Linked DNA regions of Mus musculus: region 1 is linked to region 2. A link is a loop called in an ENCODE intact Hi-C map of the cell type or tissue named here. Cell type or tissue: heart. All regions are shown on one strand. Links, peaks and the distances in the headings refer to the core of each region. The heading gives the core; the rest is flanking DNA. Region 1 holds the start of Cpd (carboxypeptidase D). Region 2 overlaps Cpd (carboxypeptidase D).

Region 1 (7,255 bases), core at 2,926-5,425, 57 kb after region 2:
ACTTTGGGAAAACTATAAAAAGGCTCTCCCAGTTCAGGCACTTCACTTAGCAGCAAGCATTTTTAAAGTATTAACTATGAGCTGGATACTACTGCAGGCATTAAAGTACATACGAGCAACAACAGAAAAGCCCTGAATATTCTGTGTAAGTAGGGTGTGCTACTTCACATATTTTAGGTTAAGGCTCTACTAAATGAGAGATCCTTTTGTTCAACACTGTTGCAATACTTCTCAGAAACATCATAAAGAGGACCTGATGTTTCAACCACTCTTACAACCAAGTAAGGTTAGTAATCTATGAGAGTAATTAAATGTGATTCTCTGTATTCTAATTACATAGTTTTAAGATACAATGTCACTCTTCTGGGGACAATGTCAAAACAAAGCAATACCTGTCACAGTAGCTGTAAGGCTACTCTTTAGTATCTTTGTCAAAGAGCGATCATTTGCAATCTTATTTGAAAGATGTTTTAAGATTTCCACTCAAATCCTCAAGTGTTTGACTTCAGTATCATAAGATTTAAAGAAGTCGCTAAATATACCATATTAAAAATAATAATCTTTATAGATTTTAAAAATTAACTTTGAAATTAACTTTATTATATTCTTCCTATAGCCCTATAAACAACCTCTTTAAAAATGGAGAATTTGATATTTGGATAACAATAAAGACTCGAAAATACTATACATCATATACAATATCCCTCAAAAATAATCTGAATTAGCCGGGCGTGGTGGCACACGCCTTTAATCCCAGCACTCGGGAGGCAGAGGCAGGTGAATTTCTGAGTTCGAGGCCACTCTGGGCTACAGAATGAGTTCCAGGACAGCCAGGACAATACAGAGAAACCCTGACTCCAAAAAAAAACAAAAAACAAAAAACAAAAACAAAAAAGAAAAAAGAAAAAAATCTGTATCCACACCCAACATGATGATAACATTCTTTATTAAGTATAGCAAAGGTTGGGATGTAGGTCAATGGTAGAATGCTTTCCAGGCCCCGAGGCTCAACCCTCATAAACCAAAGAAATGTCTTAAGAGTTTTTCTCTCTTTTCTCCCTCATCCCTCACCTTTCAGTTCAGGGCCCCACGTAGATGAGGAAGGCACTCCACTACTGAACTATAAATGTCAGCATGGAAAAACTTCATATGCACTGGGAGGAGGTGGTGGACACCTTTAATTCCAGCTCTTGAGAGGTAGGTTTCTCTGAGCATAAGGCTTGCCAGCCAAGGCCACACAGAGAAACCCTGTCAAGAAGAGAGAGAGACAGACAGAGAGAGAGAGAGAGAGAGGAAGAAAGAGAGAGAGAGAGACAGAGAGAGCAAGAAAGAGAGAGAGAGAGAGAGAGAAGGAAGGAGTTGGATGAAAGGAATATCAGGACGTCGCTGAAACAACTTACTTCACAAAACACATTTAAAAGTATAGTTTTCTCACATAGACTAATGTCTGTGTTTTTCTTTTTAATATCCCTTTTTAATATTTGGAAGAGTTAAGCAGAGAGTGAATTTTTGCCTTGAGACTATCAGTATCACCCCAGGAAAATTCTTCACATTTGGCCACAACAGAACAACCAAAGATAAAGTCCCTGCAAGAGGTGTTATGGGACATTTTTAAACACCCAAGCAATGCAAACAGTGCAGGTGATACAGTTTCTCAAAAAAAAAAAAAGCCCTAGCTGGCAATGGCAAGCACCTTTAATTCCAGCAGAGGCACAAGTATCTCTGTGAATTTGAGGCCAGCCACCCGGTCTACCTGGTGAATTTCAGGCCAGCCAAGTCTATATAGTGAGACCCTGTTTCAAAACAACAACGAAAAGTAAAATAAAAAGGCCTGCTTGTCGTAGCACCTGACAGTTTAAGGGCCATATCAAAATCAAACTTGTGCAGATGTTCAGAAGTCTAACATGGTCAGGGAGAGGAAACTGTCCTACAACATCTAAACAGGATAAGCATCTACAGGGGACCTTCTACACACTAGTAAAGTCAAAGGCAGATGACTAAAACCATCTGGAACGATCATAATGTCCACAATTTTCTAGATTTCATAATATATGACTGACATCTTACAAAAGACATCACTTCAGGAGGGCTGTATGTAGCTCAGTTGGTACAGTACTTGTTAGCATGCATGATGCCCTGGGTTCAACCCCAGGCACGGCATAAAGCAAGGCTGGTGGCACATGCCTGTAATCTCAGCTACGGCAAAAGTAGGAAGATCAGGAGCTCAGGTCATACCTGGCTACATAGCCTGTCTGTAGCCAGTCTGGGCTACATAAGAAATGATTCCAAGTCTCACAGAGAAACGTCTTTCTTCATCTTTACCTTCAGCTCATCTGCCAGTCAAAAAAACCTTCAACTCATGATACAAAGATCCCAACTACCGCCCTCAAAAGCCTTACGAAGATACACATAGGGAATATGCTGGCACAGCTGGTGCTCTAGAAAGGAAAGAGGTACAGGTTTACTTCAGACAAGAAGACTCTATCTGGAGTAAGTACCATCTTCCTCCATTCCTCCTTCCTCTTACTATTCATCTCTGAAGAGTTAGATCATAGCCCCTCTCCAAGAGATATGTTTGCAGCTCATGCACATTTTGTCATGGGGCACAGTTTCTGTCAAGTTTTAACTGAGTAAACCTCTCATATGTAGTTATAACAGCTCTTGTTACATACTAGGTTTTGAAGGTCCTCATACTTCTACTTTTTACCTTTTAAAACCCCACGCGGGCTGGAGAGCTGGCTCAGCCCGTTAAAGGCTAGGCTCACAACCAAAAATATAAAACCCCACAGGGTGCTTAAATGTTACCGATGTCAATGTCTGGCTGTACTACCGCAGTAAGAAAGAGTACAGCTGGCATCAGAAATGAAGCAGTTCTGATCTGTGGGGGTTTCCCCTTATTCCATACTCCCCTAAGCAAAATCAGAAGTAAAGGCAGGAGAATGGGTTTCTATCCAGTAGCAGAGGAAGTGACTGGGGGTGTCGTTTGCTATTTCTGAACTACATTCTGTCTCCCTGGCAGTGGAGCACTGAGTAACCAGGCTTAGATTCCCCGATGTTAGTCAACCAGTCTGCCCTTCAATTTCCCCGTATGCAAAACAAGAGTACCAGTGGTGTCTAGAGGATATGAGTGGTGTCTAGGTCGCCCGGTTGTGGTCAACATCGAGTGACATAATGCAGTCGCAGAAAGTGCTTGCCACAGTGCTTCTAGTGACAAGCTTAGCTACATACATAATGAAGGTGCTAACTTAGGAATCCTTAAAATCCGTACCCGTTGCTCATATACGATGGTCTTTCAAAAATAGGGATAGAATGGGAGGGGGGAAAAAGCCCCCCGGCTTGCCCTGCACAAATGACAGCCACAAGCAGGCTTCTTTACAGTTAGCAAGAGGAAGAGGTACTGCAACCTGGCCTCCGTTCCAGTTACTGGGTGTCACTCTCCACACCGACTGCCCCCGACCCCTTAGGCTGGCAAGCACTGTTTGGGCGCCTGCTGGCTGTCAAAATAAGCCTCCTGGCCTCGAAGGCTCACGTGGGACCGAAAGCAGTCAGGCAACGCTTACTTGTTCCTGCGGATCCAGTCGATGAGGGCGCGCACCTCCGGCACCTCATCCAGGGAAGGTGGCTCGCCGGTGCTGAACTGGTCAGGGAAGCTGCGGTTGAGGTCGCGGCCTCGGCTGTTGTCACGGCCGCTGGTCCCAGGCGGGCCGCTGTCGCCGAGGCCGCAGTCACCCTCGCGGGCACGTTCGAAGCCATCCGGGTTCAGGCTGGGCAGCAAATACACGTCGGTGGTGTTGAGCAGGCGGACCAGGCGCGGGTCCCCGCGGCGGTAGCCCGACGCCAGCTCGCGGGCCAGGTAGACCAACACCTGGCGTGACACCGTCTCGTCGCCGTGCATGTTACCCACCAGCTTCACCTGCGGCCGGCCGGGCAGCAGCGGCCCCGCGGCGTCCAGCCCCGCGGCGGCGGTGGGCGGCGGCCCCAGGCCCGCTGTGAGGCGCAGCACCCACAGCGGCCGGCCCTCCACCGAGCTGCCGATGCTGAAGAGACGCGCCAGGCCGGGTGGCCCCGCGGCCGCCGCCGCTTCCAGCGCCTCGCCCAGCGCCGCTTCGTGGTAGTAGTGGTCAAACTGGCCCTCGGCCGCCTCGGAGCCGCCAACGGTTGTCGTGGTCGCCTCAGCCTTCTTGATGTGCGCCGCCTGGGCCGAGCTCCTCAGTAGCAGCAGCAGCAGCAGCAGCGGTGGCGGCGGCAGCAGACGCAGGCGTCCCAGCCGCCAGGGCGGCCGCTCATCCCGGCCGCTCGCCATCTTCCAGCAACGCCGCTAATACCGCTCCGCTCCAGCGGCTCCACACTCCGGGAGGCGGCAGCCCGCCGGATCCCCTCCGCGCCTAGCAACCCCATCCCGCCTTCCAGCCTTAGCCAATCGTAGCCTTGAATGCTTGGGTGTCACTCTAGGGGGCGGGGCTTTCCTTAAAGCGGACGATTTTCCCTCTGGGCGTGTCTCCACTCCAGTCCTTAGGGACTTTAGTCGCTTTCCTTTCCTCCACTAAGGTTCTACCCTCTGTCTTCCCGCCTCCCTATTTCCTCTTCTACTTCTCTCGTTTTGTTTTGTTTTGTTTTGTTTTGTTTTGTTTTTTGCTCAGTCTCTTCTTTATGGCTTCTCCTCTGAAATTCTCTGAGAGCTTTTACTAGCCCCCTTCTTCGTTGCAGCATTTCTTAGCTACGCTTTAATGCTTTAGAGTCAGTAATCAAAAGAATCGAAAGGTTCCAAAGATTAAAGGACTCTTGAGAAAATCAGGAAGTTAGAAAGAATCTTAATCTCCTTGGAGAATCAAAGACCTCCTTAGTCCCATCTCCTTTGCACCTTCCTCCCCGCCCCCCCCCCATCCCCCTTGATCGGTTCTGCCTGGGCTTGAGCCCATCTGCCTACATGCAGTTGAAGAGAATGAGACACCTCATAAAGCAATCAATTCTATTTTTGATTTGTCGCGTGACTAGGTATCTCCTTTATTAAGTGGAAACTTCCATAGTAGGCGCCCTCTGTCTTAATGTGGTCTTAATTGGCCATTCAAAAGTGTTGGATTGTAACTATCTTCTTTGTGTGCTGGTCTCTGCTCTCACTGAGGAGATATCGTTTTTTAGTGACCTTACCCTCCTCTCACACTTCTTTTGAGTAGGAGCATCTAGATCACCTCTATACAGCCATAGCTATAGTTTTGGAATGCTGTCTTTAAGAGATAGATTTGCCATGTCTAGAAATACCTGCTTGGCAAGTGTACTTCCCCCAAGGTATTTGGGTAAGTCCAGAAAAACCTAACCTTCCAAGTAAAGTTTAATCACGTTAGCTTGAAGAAATTTGAAGTTTGGCAATCCTTTTATCAAGCGTGAAATTCTAACCCATCTAATGACATAATTGTGATAACCATTATCATTCCCTTCTTTCGGTGCTGGATGGTTCGAGTTTCTGAACTCTAATTGAATCTTCATAGAGCCCGTGGAATTCACTGATTACTGAGTATTTATTGAGTAATTGGTGTCTGTCAAAGCTAGAAGCTGGGAAGCAAGGCATTGCTTGCATAGTTAGAGATCCAATGCAGGGATGAACAATGCAATACATCTGTGGGGACATTCCTGAGGAAAACCTCATTCAGTCTGAGGAGAAGGCAACCAAGAAGCTAGGGAAGAAGCCAAGATGGGAGTGAAGAATTCTGGATAGAAGGAGGAGCATGCACGGGAGGTTGGAAAGTTTACGAGCAGAGCCTAGGTGTTCTAGAATTGTTTGTAGGTTCAGGTTACTGGTGAAGGGGATCACAGAGGTATCAATAAAGAGCCAAGGATGGGTTTGAAGCTAATTTAGAAAAATCTCCCCCTGGCAGTAACTTGAAGAACAGAATAGGCAATCTTAAACATGAGGCCAAGAGACCCACAAGAAGCACATAATCCAAGAAGGTACTGAGTCCTTGAACAAGGATGGAGCTGGTGGAAATGGAAAGAAATGGCTGGAAATGACTTTAGGGGTGAAATGGGACAGTTCCTGCGGACCCAGAGAGAGGATGGCAGGCTGGCTCCAAATTGAACATTGCCATGGTAACAAGCAGTGCTGTGTGAAACTATTCCTGCAGAGACATGAACAAATGTCTGCTCACCACAGATATGGAACCAATGACAGACCAAAGCAAGGATACTACTAAAATTCAACTTGGTGAATCAATGAATTTTATTGATGTTACTTACAGGAATATGAGTCAGGGGTTGCTTACAGGAGCAGAAATCACTCAAAGACAATAGCTGCATCGCCAAAAGCCCACTCCACATGGGCGATGGCTCATAAACTGGAAAACTGGAGGGCACTACATAACTTGCAGGCAGTACAACAGGTTGATAGTGCATCTAGCAGTCAATTCAGTTGGCTTCAGCATCCTCTAGACAGGTGGTCTCTGCATCCTCCCAGAGCCTCTTCTAGGTACCTCAGCAGATCTGAGAGTGTGTCTTAGTAGTCTTTACTGCTTATATGCTTAGAGAGGGAGGAGTCTAGTGAATCTGGTCAGTTTCAGGGACTTCCTGAAGAGGCTGAAGTGTTTACTTCTGGGGCTAATGAAGCTTTCCAGCAAGATGGAAAGCTTCCCCTCCTCCTTTAGCATTCTGTACCTTAACATGTGACCCTCCGAGATAGAAGGTTTTGATCTTGGAGGAAATTGCTACAGAACACACAACCACTCTAGTTTTGAGAATACTTCTTCTTTTTGTCCCATTAGTCGAGGCTGTATGCTGCACAAGGGCTGTAACTCATCTGAAATAAAGCCCCAGCTCCATGCAGAGAGACCCTCTTCTCCTCTGGGAGTACTTCATCATTACACTGTGCAGTTTTGCAATCACCCAAATGGAAAGAGCCCAGGGGACATATTAACCTCTAATCAAATATTTCCTTCTCTATCATTTTCTATCATTCTTTGGACGGCCTTGGCAGGGCTGCTTCACCTAGGAAGGGTGGCTGAAACACAAATAAACAAGCATCAGTGGAATAATGGTATGTAACTTGAGTCAGTGCCCTCCCTGGCATCCTTAGGCCTCCCACAGTGCAGACCTGGGCTCTGAAAGGACTGGAGCCTTCTTCCTTCCAAGTACAACTTGGCTCTGTCATGAAACCCAAAGCTGCAGACCAGGTCACGGCTCAGTGAAGGGGCATAGAGGGGAGGAGGGCTGGCTTTGTAGTTACCCACAGCTGAATGCTGCCCTCTGTTCCAGAAGCCTGGGAGCT
Region 2 (7,255 bases), core at 2,526-5,025:
CCTTGAATGCTTTCCTTCCATGGCAACACTGACTGACTATGTGCGCTTGAGCTTGAAGAACAAGAAGCTCCCAATTCTATCAGAGTAATGGTCTGTGAGCGCATGGCATCTGTGGCATCAACAAAAAGATGGACAAACCTCAGGCTAAGGGATGGCTCAGAGGAGAGCAAGCTTTCCACTACAGTGGGAGGACTGGAGCTCAGATCCCTATAACCCATGTCAAAGGCTAGGTGAGCAAGCCAGCCCACCTGTAATTCAGTGCTCGGGAGGCAGAGGCAGGGGACCCTGGGACAAGTTGGCTAGACAGATTAGTGAGGTTTGGGTACATCGAGACATGTGTCTTAGTATGTATAGTAGAAAGTGACCTCAACCTTTGACATGTACACATGTGATAGCCCATGTGTGAACAGCATACACACATACTCACACATTCTCTCTCTCTTTGCCTCTCTGCCTCTCTCTCTCTCTCTCTCTGCCTCTCTCTCTCTCACACACACAAAGAACAAAATTCTTCTTTCTATATACATTTAAAAATGTTTTAATAAAGGTTTTCATTGAATACACTCCTGTGATGAAGCCCAGCATGCATGAGGCTCAGGGTTTGATCCTCAGTATCAGAGGGAAGCAAACAACTCAAAACCAGCTCACCTCCACCAGCATGCTAAGGAGAGACTTCTTGTTCTCTGCCCATAGGGCAGGGAGCTGAGCTGCACTTGGGAAGTAGCAGCAGCTTGTGTATACCGTGATTTCTGGGCAATGGCCATAGGTGACACTATAATCCTGGAATATAAAGTCCAGAGTCAAATTAGTACATGTGAAAATTAACTTTGTAAACAAATGAACTAAAAGGAAAATGTGTGATGTAAGCAGCTTTTGTGATAAGTCTTACAACAAATATAAATAAATCAGCATGTACAATAAGGGTCCCTTGAGGACAGTGACTGTCTTGTCCACTCTGATGTAGCAGTGCCTCCCATGGTGCCTGTAGGACAGACAGTGTACTGGGGTTTGCTGCACAAATGAGTCCACGTGGAGAGCCAGCTTGCCTTTCAACTCTCCAACTCCCACTGTTGCTACCCTGGCACTAGAGGTAAAGGACAAGTACTTGTCCTGATCCTTCCAGTCTGAGCCTGCTGTGACAATGGCCACTGCTATAGTGGAGCACTTGGTCAAGTGCAGGAACCAGGTATGCAGACAGATTCCAAACTCTACTTACCACCTCCCCCGAAACTCTCCCGCTTACCTAATGATATTAACTTTCTCACATTGTCAACAAACTTTTTTTGTTATAATTTTTTTCTTATTTTTGAGATTATAATGTAACCACATAATTTTTCCCTTCTCTTTTCTCCCTCCAAACCCTTCCATGTATCCCTCCTTGCTCTCTTTCAAATCCATGGCTTCTTTTGACATTGATTGCTGTTGCCTACGTTATGTATATACATATAGATTTCTAAATATAACCTGCTCAGTCTATATACTGTAACTAATATGTATGTTTCAAGGGATGGCTATAATCAATTGGTGTGCTGTTCCTTGGGGAATACTATATCTCCAGCTCTAACCATTTCTAAGTTGCCCACAGTTCTTTGTATAGGGTTGAGGCCCTGTGTTTTTCCCCTACCCACTTTGGCATGTCTATTGTACTTGTCCTTGCTCGGCTCATTTTTAGGCAATTACATTGGTGAGATTTTTATAGTTTATAAAAACTATAAAAGACACAATCTCACAGCAAACTCCTCTGACCTTACAATCCTTCCCTCTCTTTTGCAATGTTCTCTGAGACTGTAAGTGCTAGACTTGTTTTCTAGATTTATCTATTGGGACTGGACTCTGCAACTCTGCATTTTGATTGGTTGTAGTTTTCTGTAATGGTGTCTCTATGTTGATGAAGGGTGAGGACGTTTATCTGTGATATAAGGATAAATAATTAGAATGTAGTAAGTGTTCATGCTGGTTTAGTAAAGTGGGTGGTTGTGGATTCTCTAAGACCTCACTAGCTAAATAGTTAATTAGGTTTCTAACATTACTCGTGGTTTCCTTCTTGTTGAACCTGTCTTAAGTCCAGTTGGAGAGCTGTTGGTTACCACTAAGGTATTTATGCCACTACTGCATCCTTAGGGTTATTGTGCCAGAAACTCCATTTTGATTTGATTCACTATTATCCATAATTTCCAAATGCTGTCACTGCACTTCAGTATCAAAACTAAAGCTTTAATGCTTGATTCATATCCTATTGTCACTTGTCTAGATTATTTCAAACCAGTTTCTTTGCAGTGTCTCCTCCCAAAGTATCCTAGCTCACTATTAGCACAACTCAGATCACGTTCTTGCTCAAAGACTATATTCTTGCTCAAGACCTTCAGTGACTTTCCATTCCTTATTAAAACATACCAATTCAGAATTCTAAACTCTTTTCCTTCTTGTCTCTATTTGGTAAAGGCTACTCAGTAAACTGCTTACTGGTCTCTGCATATGCCACCTTCTCTTTCTGAGCATCCTGCGTCACTTTTTCTGCATCACAGACATTAGCCTTCACATAAAGGGAAGGCTGTGGCTCTGTGGCTCTGACTTGGTATAACATTTTCTATCTTTAAATTTTCATGATATCTGGAAAGATGCTCTCTTCTAGATCAAATCAATTAATTCTGAAACAGCTACTTGTTTGATAGGCATTGGAAAATATTTTATCATTAATACAGCAAGATGCTCCCACATAGTAAATTCCTTAAACATTTTTTAGATGTATTTTATGTATATGTGTGTTTTGCCTGCATGTACCTATGTGCACCACATGTGTGGAGTGCCCACAAAGGTCAGGCATCCGATTCTCTGGCACTGAACCAGAAGTACCTGAGAGCCGGCATGTTCCCAGCATGTTGGTGTTGGGAACTGACCCTGAAACCTCTGGAAGAGGAGCCAGTGTTCCTAACTGCTGAACTAGCTCTGTATTCCCCCACATAGCAAACTCTTACAAAGTAAAGGAATGAATAGAAATGAAGTCAATTTCTTGTTACTCACAAGAACCAATGATCAGTTAACCACTCACTGTGTAATTGTAAGAGCACTTACTAAATGGGGTCAGAAAGAAGAGCAATCCCTAAGTCCATCCAAACAGCCTTTTATGCAGAATATGAAAAGCCAACTTCCAGTCCAGCTGGAATTGCAGAGACTCTTGAATAACCCAAACAATCCTTAAGAAGAACAGTGTCAAAAGACTTATAAATCACAGTTATAGCAAAAACAGTACAACAGCAAAAGACCAGCTGTAACCCCGTGAGATTATGTCTGGACATAAGCCCATACTTCTGTGTTCAATTGCTTTCTGAAAGGACATCAAGACCATCCAATGAGGAAAAACTCACATTTTTGACAAAAAAAACATCTAGATCCCTGCCCTCCCATGAAACTAAGCTCCTGTCTCACACTGTATACAAAACGAACTTAAACAATATTAAGAGCTAAAGCCATAAAACTCTGACAAGAAAAACAGAATCTTAATATGCCAACAAATCATGAGGAAGAGACCTGAATTCCATCCCAGGCCCACATGGTGGGAGGAGAGCACTGACGCCCACAGGCTGTGCTCTTGTTTCCACAAGTGGCGCATGCTCACTTCCACCTCCAAATAAACGTAATTCTTAAAAGTTAAAACATTAGCCTATAGGATGGGAGCTGGAACTATTTGTAAGTCATGAACATGAAAAGGATTTAATATGTGGACTATATAGAAAACTAACAATCCAATTGGTTAAAAAAATTTAATTTCATTCTTACTTTATGTGTGTGGATGCTGTTTTGCCTGCATGCATGTGTATGTATGTGCAGTATCTAATGAGGCCAGTAGAGGGCACTGGACCTCCTAAGATTGGAGTTACAGATGTTTGGTTATTAGCCATCATGTGAGTTCTAGGAATTGAACCTGGATCCTTTGGAAAAGTGACTAGAGCTCTTAACCATCTCTCCAGCATCCCAATTAAAAATTTAAAATTAACATTGTGTGTGCATCCATGTCATGGTAAACTTGTAGAAGTTGTTTCTTTCTTTTCACTACGTGTGTTTTGGGGACTAAACTCAGGTCCTAAAGCTTGGCAGAAAGCACCTGTACCCTCTGAGACAGCCTGCTGGCCCAAACCTAATTGTAAAGTGGACAGAAGATCTGGATAGATAACTTCTTCAAAGAAGCCATACAAATAACCAGCAAGCACATACAAAGTCAGTCAAATGTCATTAGCCATTGAAGAAATGAAAATGAAAACCACAGCGAGATGATGTTACATCTGATAGGATACGCAAATTAGAATCACAGGCATTTCTGAGCATACAGAGAAGATGGAGTCCTTGAATGCAGCTGATAGGTGTAAGATGGTAGAGATGCTACAGAAGAGCTTGGTGGTTCTTCAGAGCATTAAAAATGGAAATAAAGTAATATTCAGTAATAATATCCAGTAATGCCGCTCCTAGGTCTCTACCTAGACAGAGTGAAAACTCAGGCCTAACAAAACTATATACTTTTGTCTATCAACATATAAGTTGATAAACAAAAGATGCTATATATAACGGAATAATATTTTGTTCTAAAGGTATGTGATATGTGCTATAAAATGGATAAACTTCAAAAAATTATGTTAACATAAGAAGTTAGATACAGAGCTGGGCGTGGTGGTGCACACCTTTGATACCAGCACTCGGGAGGCAGAGGCAGGTGGATTTCTGAGTTCGAGGCTAGCCTGGTCTACAAAGTGAGTTCCAGGACAGCCAGGGCTACACAGAGAAACCCTGTCTCAAAAAAGGGGGAAAAAAAAAAGAAAAGAAATTAGATACAAAAGGATTAACAGGTAAGTTTACTTAGGAGATATTTAGAATGGGCAAATTCCTAGAGACAGAAGCAGCAGTTGCCAGGGGCTGTGGGGAGAGAGAACAGGGAGTCGCTCACTGCTTGACTGGTACAGGTGCAGTCTGAGGTAATGAAAACAATTAGAAGTAGACTTGTAGTGGTTGGAAATAAGTATAGTTAGTGCTACTAAGTTATACAATTGAGAATGCTTAAAATAGAAGATTACAGCCAGGTTAATTTAAGGCCTAAGCATGTCAAGGAAGTCACAAGGCAGATGCCAGATGCCAGTCACTTTTCTATCTTAGCTTTCTGCTCAATGACCAGCATTCTTCAGCCCATCTAACCATGCTCGCTCTCCAAAGCATACCTTCATGCTGCCCAGGTGACTGTGCCACTCGGCTCCCCGCATCACTCCTCCAGGTATGTTCTCATCTATAAAAACCATTGTGAGATGTAGGGTCAACAAGCCCAAAGACTCTCCTGTCCCCAAAACAATCAACCAAAACAAGTAACCCAGCGTAGGGGAAGTACCTACCTGAATTATTTGGGCAACTGGGCTGACCCATGTGCATTGATGGATGGTTATTTGCATAAAGAGATGCCAAATGCTTTAAAGTTTCTTTGTTTTCCACTACCAAAAAGAAAAAATTGAAAGTCAGTGGAAAAATTGAAAAGATTTTTTTCTCAAGTTTAGTATCGTGGATTCAGGTCTTCTTTTCTCCTTTCTAGCAAGTTCTGCACCCACTGAAGTTTACTGAGAAGTTATCATAAATAACAACATTGATTTGTTTAGTGTTAGACAATCTTACTTAGGAGCAAACATCTTCTTTACATTAAAAAAATACTAATGGTAAATTTACAATAGGCCTCTATACTAAGATACAATATTCTTTTGGTCTTATTGTACCTAAATTATGGACAACTGGGGCCTAATAACAATATTCCTTGTAAGCTACATCGAAACAACTCAAACTGTCTGCATTTTCCATGACCTGGGGGAGATTCAACAAGCAAGTGTTGAGCTTACCACAAGGCACAGCCCACTAGGCAGGGTGTCAAGCGTGGGAGGGAGTGGTTAGACTGTTACTATGAGCACTGACACTGTGCCAGACTCGCTTTTGTATTCTCAAAATCTACAAACAGGAATTTCTCAAAACCTGACAGCTTTTGAGAAAGTAGAGCTTACTGAACAGGTATGACCAGATGCTGCCACTCGGCCTCCGTCGGGTCTTCCCTCTCCAATCTGCCTGAATTCTTTACGTGCAGTAGGATAAGGCTGATTATTTGAGCATAAAGCAAAGCAAATGCTCATTACTGAAGAACTTTTAGGAGGAACATTACTTAGTGACTTGGAAAGTCCTACCAGGATTAAATACCACATGTGAAAACCGATCCTCAGCATACCTGTCTGCACTGGTTTATCATACGGATATGTGACCAGCACAGAACCACCATCTAAGGCAATGGAAAGACTGAAGTCCTGCTTTTGAATCAAGTTTTCGATGATGGCTTTGGTCTCAGGCTGAGAAGCATTACCTAAAAACAGAAAAGTTAAAGATAAATATCAAGTTTTAATTTTTGTGAAAGTATAAAAAAATACTCTATTTGAATTCCATCACTATGCTGGCTTACAAAACCTCTAGGTAGCTAGGCAGTGGTGGTGCATGCTTTTAGTCCAAGCCCTTGGGAGGCAGAGGCAAGTAGATCTCTTGAGTTCAAGACTGATCTACAGAGTGAGTTCCAGGATGGCCAGGGCCACACAGAGAAACCCTATCTAGAACAACAACAACAACAACAACAACAACAACAACTAAAAATGTGTGGGCAATTGTCTCACTATATGCTGCCTCAACCAAGAAAAGACATTCTCAGAGGGAGGTTATTCCAAGCTGTGCATAGTTTGAGATAATGTGTGCACATTAGGACATTACATATAACAGCATGCATGTATGCTGTGTGTGCACATATTCGGAAGGGTAGAGAAATAGAGGGCCTTTGCTACCTTCTATAGGCACTGGAACACCCCAATAATCTCCACTACGTTTCTTTTAAAAACCACACACACACACACACACACACACACAACTTCAATTACTTTTGCTAAGTGAAAGAAAAAATGTTTAAAATGTTTTCTGAATGTCTGTATTGATTTACACTTCACACTCATAGCCTACATAAGTAAGCACCGCATTCGTCACTCACAAAGTGGGGCTGACCAATCTCCTTGCACAGAAAGACTCTTCAAAAGCACTAAATGGCCTAAAGTTTAGACCTACTTGTAAAGTCTGTGTCCAGGTCTTTGCCATGAGCATTTGTGTGCCCAGTCTTTGAGGTGCAGTCTTTCTCTTGAGCACGCTCTCGCCCATCTGGATTCAGAGAGGGAACAATCACAATTCTAGTCCTGTCAACCAACTAAAA

The links. Hi-C counts contacts between places; a loop is a spot of excess contacts. Peaks named below come from ENCODE experiments on the same cell type or tissue, not always from the same donor. Only the 100,000 strongest peaks of a DNase experiment are listed, where the experiment ranks them.
Region 1: a loop joins it to region 2, with 3 times the contacts of the local background. A loop is called at or near these places in 1 of 42 quality-filtered maps.

What each region holds. Positions count from the first base shown.
Region 1 is chr11:76,842,664-76,849,918 of GRCm38, forward strand. Cpd (carboxypeptidase D) reads right to left here and starts at 4,345. Exons shown (of 21, transcript NM_007754.2): 1 at 3,561-4,345. The coding sequence starts at 4,303. In heart, for the core only: a CTCF peak has its summit at 4,277; DNase peaks (open chromatin) are centred at 3,098, 3,568 and 4,408; H3K4me3 peaks cover 2,142 bases; H3K27ac peaks cover 2,182 bases.
Region 2 is chr11:76,785,623-76,792,877 of GRCm38, forward strand. Cpd (carboxypeptidase D) reads right to left here. Exons shown (of 21, transcript NM_007754.2): 14 at 7,114-7,249; 15 at 6,242-6,373; 16 at 5,373-5,468; 17 at 5,205-5,269; 18 at 649-780. Among named protein-coding and RNA genes, the nearest start is that of Gosr1, 26 kb to the left of the region's middle. In heart, for the core only: a CTCF peak has its summit at 3,834 (motif pointing right); no DNase peak of the experiment used is centred there.